2 separate regions of the Homo sapiens genome follow, and region 2 is linked to region 1. Evidence: chromatin contacts called from ENCODE Hi-C or POLR2A ChIA-PET data. All regions are on one chromosome and are shown on one strand. Each heading gives the region's core, a stretch centred on a gene start or an enhancer-like site at or near the end of the contact. The rest is flanking DNA. Distances are from core to core; before and after follow the strand shown. Region 1 overlaps PRKCE (protein kinase C epsilon). Region 2 overlaps LOC101926974 (a long non-coding RNA gene).

Evidence for each region. A loop is a pair of places that touch in the nucleus more often than their neighbours do. ChIA-PET counts read pairs that join two places held with the same protein, here RNA polymerase II (POLR2A).
Region 2: a loop to region 1 is called in a map of heart right ventricle, with 2.3 times the contacts of the local background. The contact joins two enhancer-like sites. A Hi-C loop is called at or near these places in 2 of 168 maps with a recorded cell type or tissue (heart left ventricle and heart right ventricle). POLR2A ChIA-PET finds 5 or more read pairs at or near these places in 1 of 52 experiments (endothelial cell of umbilical vein).

What each region holds. Positions count from the first base shown.
Region 1 is chr2:46,132,341-46,138,088 of GRCh38, reverse strand. The region is part of intron 11 of PRKCE (protein kinase C epsilon); the gene reads right to left. Among named protein-coding and RNA genes, the nearest start is that of EPAS1, 160 kb to the left of the region's middle. Within about 2 kb of position 3,473, at least 16 of the 41 ENCODE cell types and tissues checked have a DNase peak (open chromatin) inside an H3K27ac peak, as active enhancers do; they include endothelial cell of umbilical vein, heart left ventricle and heart right ventricle, where a contact is called at or near this core.
Region 2 is chr2:46,272,824-46,278,185 of GRCh38, reverse strand. The region is part of intron 2 of LOC101926974 (a long non-coding RNA gene); the gene reads right to left. Among named protein-coding and RNA genes, the nearest start is that of EPAS1, 22 kb to the left of the region's middle. Within about 2 kb of position 2,070, at least 16 of the 41 ENCODE cell types and tissues checked have a DNase peak (open chromatin) inside an H3K27ac peak, as active enhancers do; they include endothelial cell of umbilical vein, heart left ventricle and heart right ventricle, where a contact is called at or near this core.

The DNA of each region.
Region 1 (5,748 bases), core at 2,224-4,723:
AAATATTCTATAAAACCTATCTGAGCAGGAAAGAAATAAGTCCTAGCAGTAATAGTCTCAGGGGAAAAACAAAAAGTTTGACTTCTAAGACTAACTATACTAACTAATTTATTAGGGTAGGAAAATGGAAAAGCATCAGTGAGTACAAACAGATCCCTAATGTGATTTTGCTGCAAGGTGGGGAAGAAATGGTCTAAGACTGAGGGAGAACTGGTATGCAAAGAAGATGTCGTATCAAGATATATGCTGGTATGCTGGAGATGGGATGAGACCAGTGGTAGGTCAAATTCTACTTCTAACTTGACAAGAAACTGACTTTTTTTTTTTTTTTGAGACAGGGTCTCACTCTGTTGTCCAGACTAGAGTGCAGTGGCACTATCTCGGTGCACCCTCTGCCTCCCAGGATCAAGCGATTCTCCTGCCTCAGCCTCCTGAGTTGCTGGGATTACAGGCATGCACCACTACTGTCCAGATCTTTTTTTTTTTTTTTTTGTAATTTTAGTAGAGACAGGGTTTCACCATGTTGGTCAGGCTGGTCTCGAACTCCTGACCTCAAATGATCCACCCGCCTTGGCCTCCCGAAGTGCTAGGATTACAGGCATGAGCCACCGTGCCCAGCAAACAAACTGACTGTTCATGTCTCTAGCAATGTGTCTAGAATAATTTGAAACACATATTTTGGCTTCTAAGAATTGCCTCCCAGGTTTGGCTATGCATGTATCTAATTCTGTGTATAGTAATTTATGTATAAGAAGTTGTTTGTGCCTACATGTGATCTGAGATGTTGGGTGGGTCCCCATATTTTCTCTTCCCGATGTCAGACAAGAAGTGAGGCAGTTCTGAATCTATATCCCAACTCTGCCACTTACCAGCTGGATAAGGTTGGGCTGGTCCAACATATCTTTAAGACTCAGTTTTCTTATCTGTTAACTGGGGATAGGATTGCCAGGATGGAATGATGTAACCTCTGCGAAAGTGCTAGCACAGTGCCTGATCCATGATATCCCAGAAATTCTGCCTCCTCCAGGGGTCTCTAACACTCATTTCTTAAAATACACATTCCCTGCCAGTGCAAGTCACTAAATCCCTAAAACTCCTTTTATTTTTGAAAAATACTTAAGGTCTTTTATGTGTATAAAGCACTGAGATAGATGCTGTGGGATGAAACATATGAAGTATATGCAACTGTAACTTAGGGGAAAGGGACAAATGATGTGGAACAGAGATGAGACTGACTGAGACTTTTAGCATAGCCCGGTGAGAAAGTCAAGATTCCTTTCCCCGGGACTGGGGAGTGACACTGTGCACGGAAACACAAAGTTCCCAGGGAAGAAAGCAAAGACAGTGGGGCTCACAGGTAGGGGTGAGGCTGTGCAGATGTTGATCAACAGGATTCATGCGACAGCTTCCAGACCCTTCAACTTCTCAGGACTGGCTGCCACTGTGTGCTATCACAGACAGTATTCCTTTCCTTCCCACAACAGCCCTGGGCAGCGGGTATCATCATAGGTTTGCAGATAAAGAACTTAAGGTGGGGTGGGGGTGAGTAAACAAGGCTAGGGAGGTGACTGGGACCTGAACTGTAGATGTTTGGTGGAATCCTGTTTTCTTTACCCTGCACCTCAGCTATCTCATCTGAATTTATCATTTCCCATTTGGAAAATTGTATTTTTCTATATTGATGGTAGATTCCCTAAGAATAACAGCCAGAAAACTCTCCTTCTGTAAACCATACAGCATCTAGCAAAGCGTTAGCACGCGTGAGGCCCTTAACATATCAGAAAGAATAGGAAACAATTCTTTTATGCTTGACTTGAAAATTCACCACAGAAGAGCCCTGTAATGCTCCTTTATTCTTCGCTCGTTTTCCAATGCCCTCACTTCCCTGGCATGCAAATTCCACAAAGCTCAGGCCTGAGTGCTGCAGAAATAACAGCAAATTCCTCCAGTTACTTGAAGATAAGAGATTAGAAAAATTACTTCATGTCCTAGAGCAGGCCCTCGAGGGAGATTATGAAGAAATCCTGCTTGTTTTGGGACAAATAGTGGAGACTTGAGAATGACTGTGGTCAATCAGATGGGAATATTGGTTCTTCTGGCAGATGGTACCAGCACCTTCATAAATTTAACAATACACTTGAGAGAAAGACGTTTTTTCCAGATCAACATTGTGGCAAATGTTGATGACTGGCAGGCACCCTCTTCCTGACATTCTCTACATAGGCACCTCCCATCACTCTCAGGAAGCAAGTCCCTCAAAGACCACCAGAGGCCAAACACAAAGACAAGCAAAGTGTGTCTACTTCCCCTACATTAAAAAAAAAAAAAAAAAAAAAAAAAAAGCATAATTTGTTTCTGAACCCAAGGTAAATTTTTTTCAAGTTCTCCATTGCAGTGCTGATAACCGAGAGTCAAAGATAATATTTCATTCTGGGCCAATCTCCAGGGAAAATCTCTCCAAGTCTTTGCATAGGAAAATTCAATCATTTAGGAGCAACACAATTAACTACTTTTCTTCTTCCAAATGCTTTTGTATCCCAAGCTCAGTGTTAAATCTTTTCTATCTCTTACTTCATTTAATCCCACAAGTGCTCTGTGAATCTGGTAAGACTGTTATTATCCCTACCTGCTAGATGAGGAAAAAGAGTTTGAGGGGTTACTTGACTGGCCCAGGACACACAGGTGGTGAGTGAGCAACAGAGTCCACCCTGCCTGACCCCACTTCCATGCTCTGAATCACTTCACTGTGTTGTTTGAGGAGAAAAAAATATACATCGTGTCCACACGCCCGCCCTTTCATGGGATAGAGAACACAGTTGTAGTTGTTGGGGTGGTGGTTGTTTCTAACTCATGGAAACATGCTTATAAGATGTAACAGATAAGCCAGACAATGCTATTTTGATCAAATAGATGTCCTCTCAACTGGAGAGAGAAGACTTTTAGACACTACACTGACAGCTGGAAGCCTGAGGTGTCAAACAACATCTCGGTTTGAAGCCAAAATAAATAGCCTGGTACCTGGTTGATCCCGCCAATAGAAAAAATAATAATAAACAGCCTGTGGCTGTACCTGGGCATTAAGCCTTGGAATCACTACAGAATTGCTTATCTGATTGCATGATCATCCAATTACTTTTTTTAACCCACAATAATGAAAGTACATTCTTATCCTTAATATTCATGGATAAAATCCTGATCCCTGCTGAGGGGAAGCAGGCATTGCCTTGTGTTTCCAGCATGTGGGTGAGCTAGCCTGACGATCCGTCGTGACACTTACACCTAGTTCCCCTATCTCTCTCCAGGCCAATCAACTTGGTCATCAAAACAGCTGTTTGGGCAAAGCCCAGGACAGAGTGACCACAAGCAAGTCACTTTTCTGAGCATTACTGTCCTCAAATATGAGATAAGACGGCTGGATGAGTTAATCCCCAAGGGCCTTTCCAGTCTAAGATCCAGGAAGCGAAGGCAGCTGGAGCCCGTGAAAGAACTTGCTTGAACTTGCAGTCCTGGCTGTTGCACACCAAATGTTTTCCCTTTCCACTTTGGAGCAAACCTTTGCCAGCAGGCATTTTTACACGAAATGTAAATCAGATGATGCTCCCCTGCTGCTTGCATTCTTCAATGGCACCCCAGAAGCAGGGTTGTTAGCATGGTGTGAGAGGCCCTTTGTGGTCCCCCATGGCCTTCTAGCCTCATCCATCCAGTTTGGATCAGGAGAGTGTATGATGATGGAAAAGGCTAGAAGGCCAGAGGAACCTTCAGATGGTCCCTGTCTCCTGTTCCACTATGAGTGTCTATCCTCCACAAGGGACCATTCCATGAGGGCAGGGTCTCCAAGTTCCCACAGTGTCTGATGCATCCCAGTGTCTCAATACCTACTGGTCAAATGGATGAAGGAATAAGAGCAGAAAAGTGAATTCACAGATCGTGGCCCCAAGCAGCCAGATGATGTGAACACACATTTCCAGATAATGTATGGAATGAGTAAAACATTTTTATTGAAAATTATTAAAACTAAGGCCAAAACCATCAGAGGCAGCTGAATCCAACATTCTCTTGCACTCTCCAACCCATTCTCCCTATTATACTCAGGAAGAGAACCAAGCAACACCCTCTTGTTGTGAGGTCTCTGCCTTTATCCCAAAGATGCCTCTCTTGGCCACTTTACCTGAAGCAGCCCCTCACTACCACCCCCAACCCTTCCTTTAATGTCAGTCACAGCACTTTGGTCAGCTCCTCTACAACAATGACAACTTGTCATTATTTTGCTTATTGCCTTGAGCATTATTGGTTTCCTCACATGAACTCCAGGAGAACAGACATGGTGCCTTCGTGTTCACAGATTGGTCCTCAGGGCCCTGCAAAGTACCCAGTATTCAATGTTCACTGAATGTCAGAACGAAATGATGATTGGTCCTCAGGGCCCTGCAAAGTACCCAGTATTCAATGTTCACTGAATGTCAGAACGAAATGATGGGCAGGGTCTCTATGAAGTCCATTTTAGCGTCCATCAAATTGGCAGCATGATTACAATCACTGATATATTCATTGACTACTTGCCCCTACTATGTAATAATTCTATAATAGTTATTGAGTTTCTACTTAGAGTCTGTTTCAGGATAGGGAGAGGGAAGAAAGACACAATCCCTGTTTTCAAGGAGAGGTCTAGGGTCTAGAAGGAGAGATGGACATGAGGCCAGAGTACTAGGATGGCAAGTTCTAAAACCAGAGGGAGAAACAGGACATCATCACTGCCTTAGAAGGCAAGGATTGCTGGTTTCACCTCTTTTGGGCCCAGTGATTTGTAGCTCCAAGTCCAGCCAGCACTCTGTCATCACAGAAAGGGCCACTCCAGCTAAAGGACCAAGAGTAACCTTTCTGGGGGCGTTCTTGGAGCCTGGCGGAAGTGGACCGTAGAACCCAATACCGGGTCCAGAATTCCCGGACAGGAAGGCCAGAAAACCGCACTTCAAGCTCCTTTGTCAGGACCAGAAGCTGCCAAAACTAGTAGGCGTATGTCTTCCATGTCCAGCCACATAAGGAGCCACGTGCTAGGAGATTGGTTAGCCCCTTTTAGGTCACCCCAGCCCAGATAAAGAGCTGAGGAAACACAAATGTAACTCCACACAATTTGACGGGGATGTAGGGAAGGCACGTCTTCCTGCAAAGTGGGGGTCACCCAAGTTACTTGGAGGATATCAGAGGCCTCATTCAAGGTTAGGAGGCTGAAAATGGACTGACCTCTGAAGGGACAGAAAACAGATTTTATTATTCTTAAAAAAGAAGTCTTACATTTGTATTTGTTTAATTTGGCCATGGAAGGTATTTGCTTTAAGACCATGCGGTGCTTTCCAACGGCTAAGAAATGTGTTTGTGCGCGCACGTGTGCATATATGCATATATGCCAATAAGAAGGGGTACAGGGCTGTGCTTATGCCCTGTTATGGGCCTAGACCTGTGGTTTGATGGACAACGAGGCTGCACAGGCTCAGGCGAATGAGGCCGGTTAAGAAGAGTCCTCCTCTTCATCAGGGAGGACATAATCTGGTAGAGTTTACAAAATCAAAGGTGATTAGAGATAAAGACAGCCTCCATTTCTCCATGTGATGGACATCTACTGAGCACTTATGACATACCAGGAAGGCCCAGGCTTTGGAGGGAGGCAGGAGGATAGCAGCAGTTCAGCTCGTGCATGCTGAACATTATTGGTCCCTTGGAAGCACCTCACTGGACATGCTGACTAGGTGT
Region 2 (5,362 bases), core at 821-3,320, 140 kb before region 1:
GGGTCAGTTTGCAAAGGACTAAGAATGCCAGGTTTGAGTGTCCAGACTTTGTCCTTTGGACAATGAGAGGCATCTGCTGCACATTTCCAAACAAAGAGGTGACTTTGAAAAGAGGTATCTGAAGGTGATTCTAAACATTGGCAGGAGACAGTAGGAACTGGTAGGGACTGGAGACAAGGTGGTGAGTCAGAGACATTCATGCCATCCAGATGAGATGCCAGGGGCATGGATTAGGACTGTGGAGGTGGGAATGGGAAGAAAAGGACCAGTGGCGAAGGACTTTCAAGGAAAGACTGGGCAGGCCTTGGGGGCTGAGTGGTGGCCAATCCACCAGCCCAGCACACTCTTTGTGTACCTTGATCTCAGCAGCTGAGGCGCCACTGCCCCAGGAGTGCTCAGAGTCCCTGGGGGAGGGAGAGGAAGCACATTTCTGACCAGAGTTTCCAGGAGTTGTGCACCAGTACAGACTGGCACCCAGGGCAAGGGTGGGGTCAGGGAGAGGGGCGGCTCCTCCTATTCTCTTGGATAACAATGCCCCCGAGCCTGCCATTTTCTGTGGTTAAAAGGAGGGCCTTTCTCCCCGCCAGTCCCTCACCCACAGGAAATCCTTGTCCCGGGAGTTCACAGCTGTGAATACAGTCTGTTAAATAGCTCAAGACAGGCCAGGTGCTGCCTGGTGCAGGCCTCCGGGGCCCTCTCAGGGGCCCTGAGCAACCAAGCACTGCCCATTCAGTCACCTGGCATGTCTTTCTTGAGGACTTACTTTGCACGAGGCAGGTGCTGGATGCTGAGGACACAGAGGTGAGGGAGATAGAACCACTACATCCAGTGGGACCACAGACAAGTCAATGCATAGCTGCAATGTAGCCAGACACTTGCCGGTTGAGGTCTGTGCCAGGTGTCAAACAAGCAGAGGATGGGGCTGGAATGTTCAGAGGGAAATGAAAAAAGTCTTCACAGAGGGTGATGTTGAACAGAGTCTTAAAGGGAGAGTAAGGGCTTCTCGGGTAAATGCAGGTAGGAGCAAAGTACATTTATTACATTCCAGGAGATGCTCTGAGCCAAGGCCTAAATAAAGCATCATGGTGCACCTAGAGAACCAGAAGTCACGGGTCAAGCTTCAGGGGAGAAAGTAGAAACGGGTGGGAAATGGAACTGGAGTGATACACGAGGTCCAGATAATGAGGATACCTGTGGGTGTCCCAAGGTGTATAAATTTTATCCTGCAGATCATAGTAGCCATTGGAGCTCAGATGTGGCCACTCACTGTGGGCCCTGCCTTAGGGAAATTTTACATTTTTTCCTCTAGGGGAGCTTAGAGAGTCCAGATGAGGCTCAAGTGTCTGAGGGAGGAAACCATCTCTGCATAAATCACATTCTACCAGGCAGGCTCCCATATCAGGGTTTTTCATGCTCTGTTTCTTCTACCTAGAATGCTCTTCCCCCAGAGACCTAATTTGGCAACTCTCTCCCCACTCCCCCCTCTATTATTAATTTCCCCGACCCTGCTGTCCTCTTTCTTTTTTTCTTTCCATAGCACTTAACATCTACAGTAGAATATGCTCACTTCTTATGTCTATTACTCATTGTGTCTGCTGGAATGTGACTCCAGGGGAGCAAAGACCTTTATATATTTTGTTCCCCAGCTGTTTCCCCTACACCTACAACTGTGCCTGGCACAGGTAGAGGCTCAATGACTATCTGTGGAACAAATGAATGAAGGAAGAAACCGTCTTTGTAATTCCAGTGCCCAGCACAGAGCTGTAAGACGTATGCATGTGTGCAAGAAATGCTACCATCATTAGGGCACCAACAAATGAGTGCCCTCGGGCTTCCCTGCAAACCCCAAGGCCTAGTTGGGCCCCCCAGAGTGGCGCGGGTTCCCCTTACTCCCTGCCGCCCAGCGGGGCACTTGGCACGGCCTGGGGCGAACGTGCCACTCGGAGAATAAAGCGCTTCCTCCGCAGGGCGGCCCTGCCAGGCTGCCGGGGTCTTGCGTCCCGGAAACGCCTCCCCCCAGCCAGCCAGGGGAAGCCTGGGCGGAGCTTTCTAGGAAGCAGCCCTAGCCTGCCTGGCCTTCTCCCGCCTGGAGGAGAGAGAGCTTGAGGTCACAAGGCCCTACTGGCTGCTGGGCACGAGCCCAGGGAGCGGGTCACCTCATTGCTGAGTGACAGGTCTCTCCTGGACCCCAAAGTCCCTCTAAACAGGGCCCCAAGCACTGAAAATATCCCAGTGTCCCAGTACCTATTCATAATTTTATAATTACATTATATTTATTTATATAAAAAGAAAGAGACACAAACAGATATGTAAGAGTAGGATTGGGGCAAGAATACAAGGACACTTAGCTCTATCTGAAATGTTTATTTATTGCAAAATAAAGTGATTAGAAGCAAATGGGAGAAAGAAGGCTTGTTTTAGGTGGTGAAAATATGGATGCTGGTTATATTGTTCTTTTCACTTTTCTGTAACTTTAAAACACTTCAAGGAAAAATAAAGGAAACATAAGGAAGAACAACAAGATTCATATATTTTTTTCTGTGATGACTACTTGGAGCTTTGCTGAATTAATGAATACCCTGGATCCAGCCTTGGTGTTGCTGTATAACTAGTCAGTAGACCAAGGCACCATGGCAGTGTGGTGGGGCAGAGCTTTGCAGAATGAGGGGTCAGGGAGCATGGATGGGGTGGGAGTGGGGACAAAGGCACTTTATAAGTGTCTCTCAAGGCTTACCATGCAGAGAGCCACTTGCTCTTCCCACATAAAGGGTCTGCCTTTCTTCCTTGGCCTCCTGCATGTTTTATTTTTTGCCTCTGACCTAGACCTCAATTGTTGCCACATGAATTAGATGGTGGAGAAGTTGGATGAACAGAAAAGAAGAAAACTTGAGAGGTGGTCTCTGGCAGTAGTGGTTCAGCCAATGTCACCTCCTGGTAATTTGGGTCTCTACCTGTCACTACAATCTCCGAGTGCAGGACTTTTGAGAATGCTCATAGACTCATAAGATACAGTGAAGCCCAGCATACCTCTGCCCCCAGGCCATCGCTAAGTAGCACCTTCCAGATCCCAGGAAAACACATGAAGATTTGTCAGATTGCTGTTTATCCAGAATTCAATGAAAGTACAAACCATAGGAATTTTTGCCTGCTTTTGAGAGGAGACAAAGGAGCAAATTTTCTTTCTTTTTTATAATGTTCAGGGCATCTCATAAGGTTGGTGTAGACTCAGCCCCATCTCTTTAACCTCCATGAAATTAAGGACTCGTGGGTGGTATCCTAGCCAGTCCTGCTGCTGTAACAAAATACCCTAGACTCGGTGGTTTAAGTCAAAGACATTTATTTCTCACAGTTCTGGAGGCTGGGAAGCTCTGGTATCTCATCCTCTTTTTATAAGGGCACTAACCTCATCATGGACACTCCACCCACATGACCTCATCGAAACCTCATCACCTCCCAAAGGTCCTGCTCCTTAACACCATCACATTGAGGGTTACGGCTTCAACATATACATTTTGGGGGAATACAGTCCATAACAGGTGGGAATGTCTTGGAAACCAGCCCTCATGGGAGACATAAACACTCCCTCTATGCATCCTGGCTGATGCATATACAGTCTTTCTTTGAATGTCCCCAAGGCAGCCAGCTCCCTCCCTCCATGTATTGGACATGGTTCTGCTCCCTGGGAGAGACCAAATTTGTCTGGCCCTTCCTGTATTTGTAGACTGAGTCAACCTTTCTCTAGACTAAATGCACTAGCTCTTCCCATAAGCTTCCTACTCTTTTAGTGGACAGATCTGTGCAATGGGAATGATAGTTCCAAGAGTACTCTGAAATCCCAAGAGATCCTGAAATATGTCTGACACATCAGAGAAGGATTGGTTAGGTTTGCTTGACAGAACTGTTCTTTAAAGATTGGTAAATGATCAATCCACTAGCCATGGAAGTGACAGCTTGCGTTTAACCAAGTTGTAAAATCACCCAGTGCTAGTTACTTAGGGCTTCTTGACATGCACAGACGCTTGGCTGAGTCCTGGAAGCTGCAGTGTTGACTTAGCCACTGTCCTCAGCCCGGTGTAACTACACAGGGTCAAAATGAGTCAGCAGGCACCCCAGGCCCTCATCCATTTTCCACAGTCTCCTGAAGGAAATCTCTGGGCAGACGGGGAGGTATCAAGGAGCTACCAGGGAGCTAGGCTGAATTCTGGGTAAGGCAGGAACGTCCCCAAGGCAGGCAGCTCCCTCCCTCCATCTGGGTCATAGAGATGAGCCAGTTAAAGATACAGTGACCTACTAGAATTGTTTAATTTGGGGCTCACATTGGGCCCAGAAATTTCAAGACTTCTTTAGAGCAATGTTTTTCCAATCACTCCTCCGTGAAAGTTGTCAAGTGTTAACTCCTCAGGGAAATGGAAAGCTAAGAATTCTCCACAATTGGCTCAGGAAGTACACACTGAAAGTTTAGCCTGACCTAAGATCCCTAAGATACATGTTTTATTTAGCTTCAGGGTGCCCTTCCTATGTACCCATTTCAGGGATTGGACACAAAGTTCAGCTATAGCAAATGTTTGCTCTAAACAGGAAGTGTTGGCCAGTACTCCTGATCTCCAGAGAGCTGGGTGGGTGGGGGCTCTAATTACAAAGGGAGAATGGCTGCTGGGGGTGTCCTGACTTTCTTCCTGAGACACCTCATCGTCCTTCCTGCCTTACCCAGAATTCAGCCTAGCTCCCTGGTGGTTCCTTGATACCTCCCCGTCTGCCCAGAGATTTCCGTCAGGAGACTGTGGAAAACGAATGAGGGCCTGGGGTGCCTGCTGACTCATTTTGACCCTGTGTAGTTACACCGGGCTGAGGACAGTGTCTAAGTCAACACTGCAGCTTCCAGGACTCAGCCAAGCGTCTGTACATGTCAAGAGGCCCTAAGGAGAAAAAGCAACCAAGAACAGATTTAGAGACCCAGACAGCTATTCTGTAAAATAGGGTTCCAGACCCTGGGCACCCAGCTTCCCATGTGCCTCTGGGCCTCAAGACAGTTCTTAAAAATGCCTCTTAAGTTTCTTTCTGGGCCTGTTGGAGCCTGAGGAGGTTGAAACATAACAATCATGTTTTCCCCATCCAAATTCTGTTTTTTTCTTTTTTTGGAGGCAGACTCACTCTGTTGCCTAGGCTGGAGTGTAGTAGCATGATCCTGGCTCACTGCAGCCTCTATCTCCTGGGGTCAAGCGATCCTCTCACCTCAGCCTCCTGAGTAGATGGGACTACAGGTGCACACCAACCATACATGACTATTTTTTAATTTTTTTGTAGAGACAAAGGTCTCACTATGTTGCCCAGGCTGGTCTTGAATTCCTGACCTCAAACAATC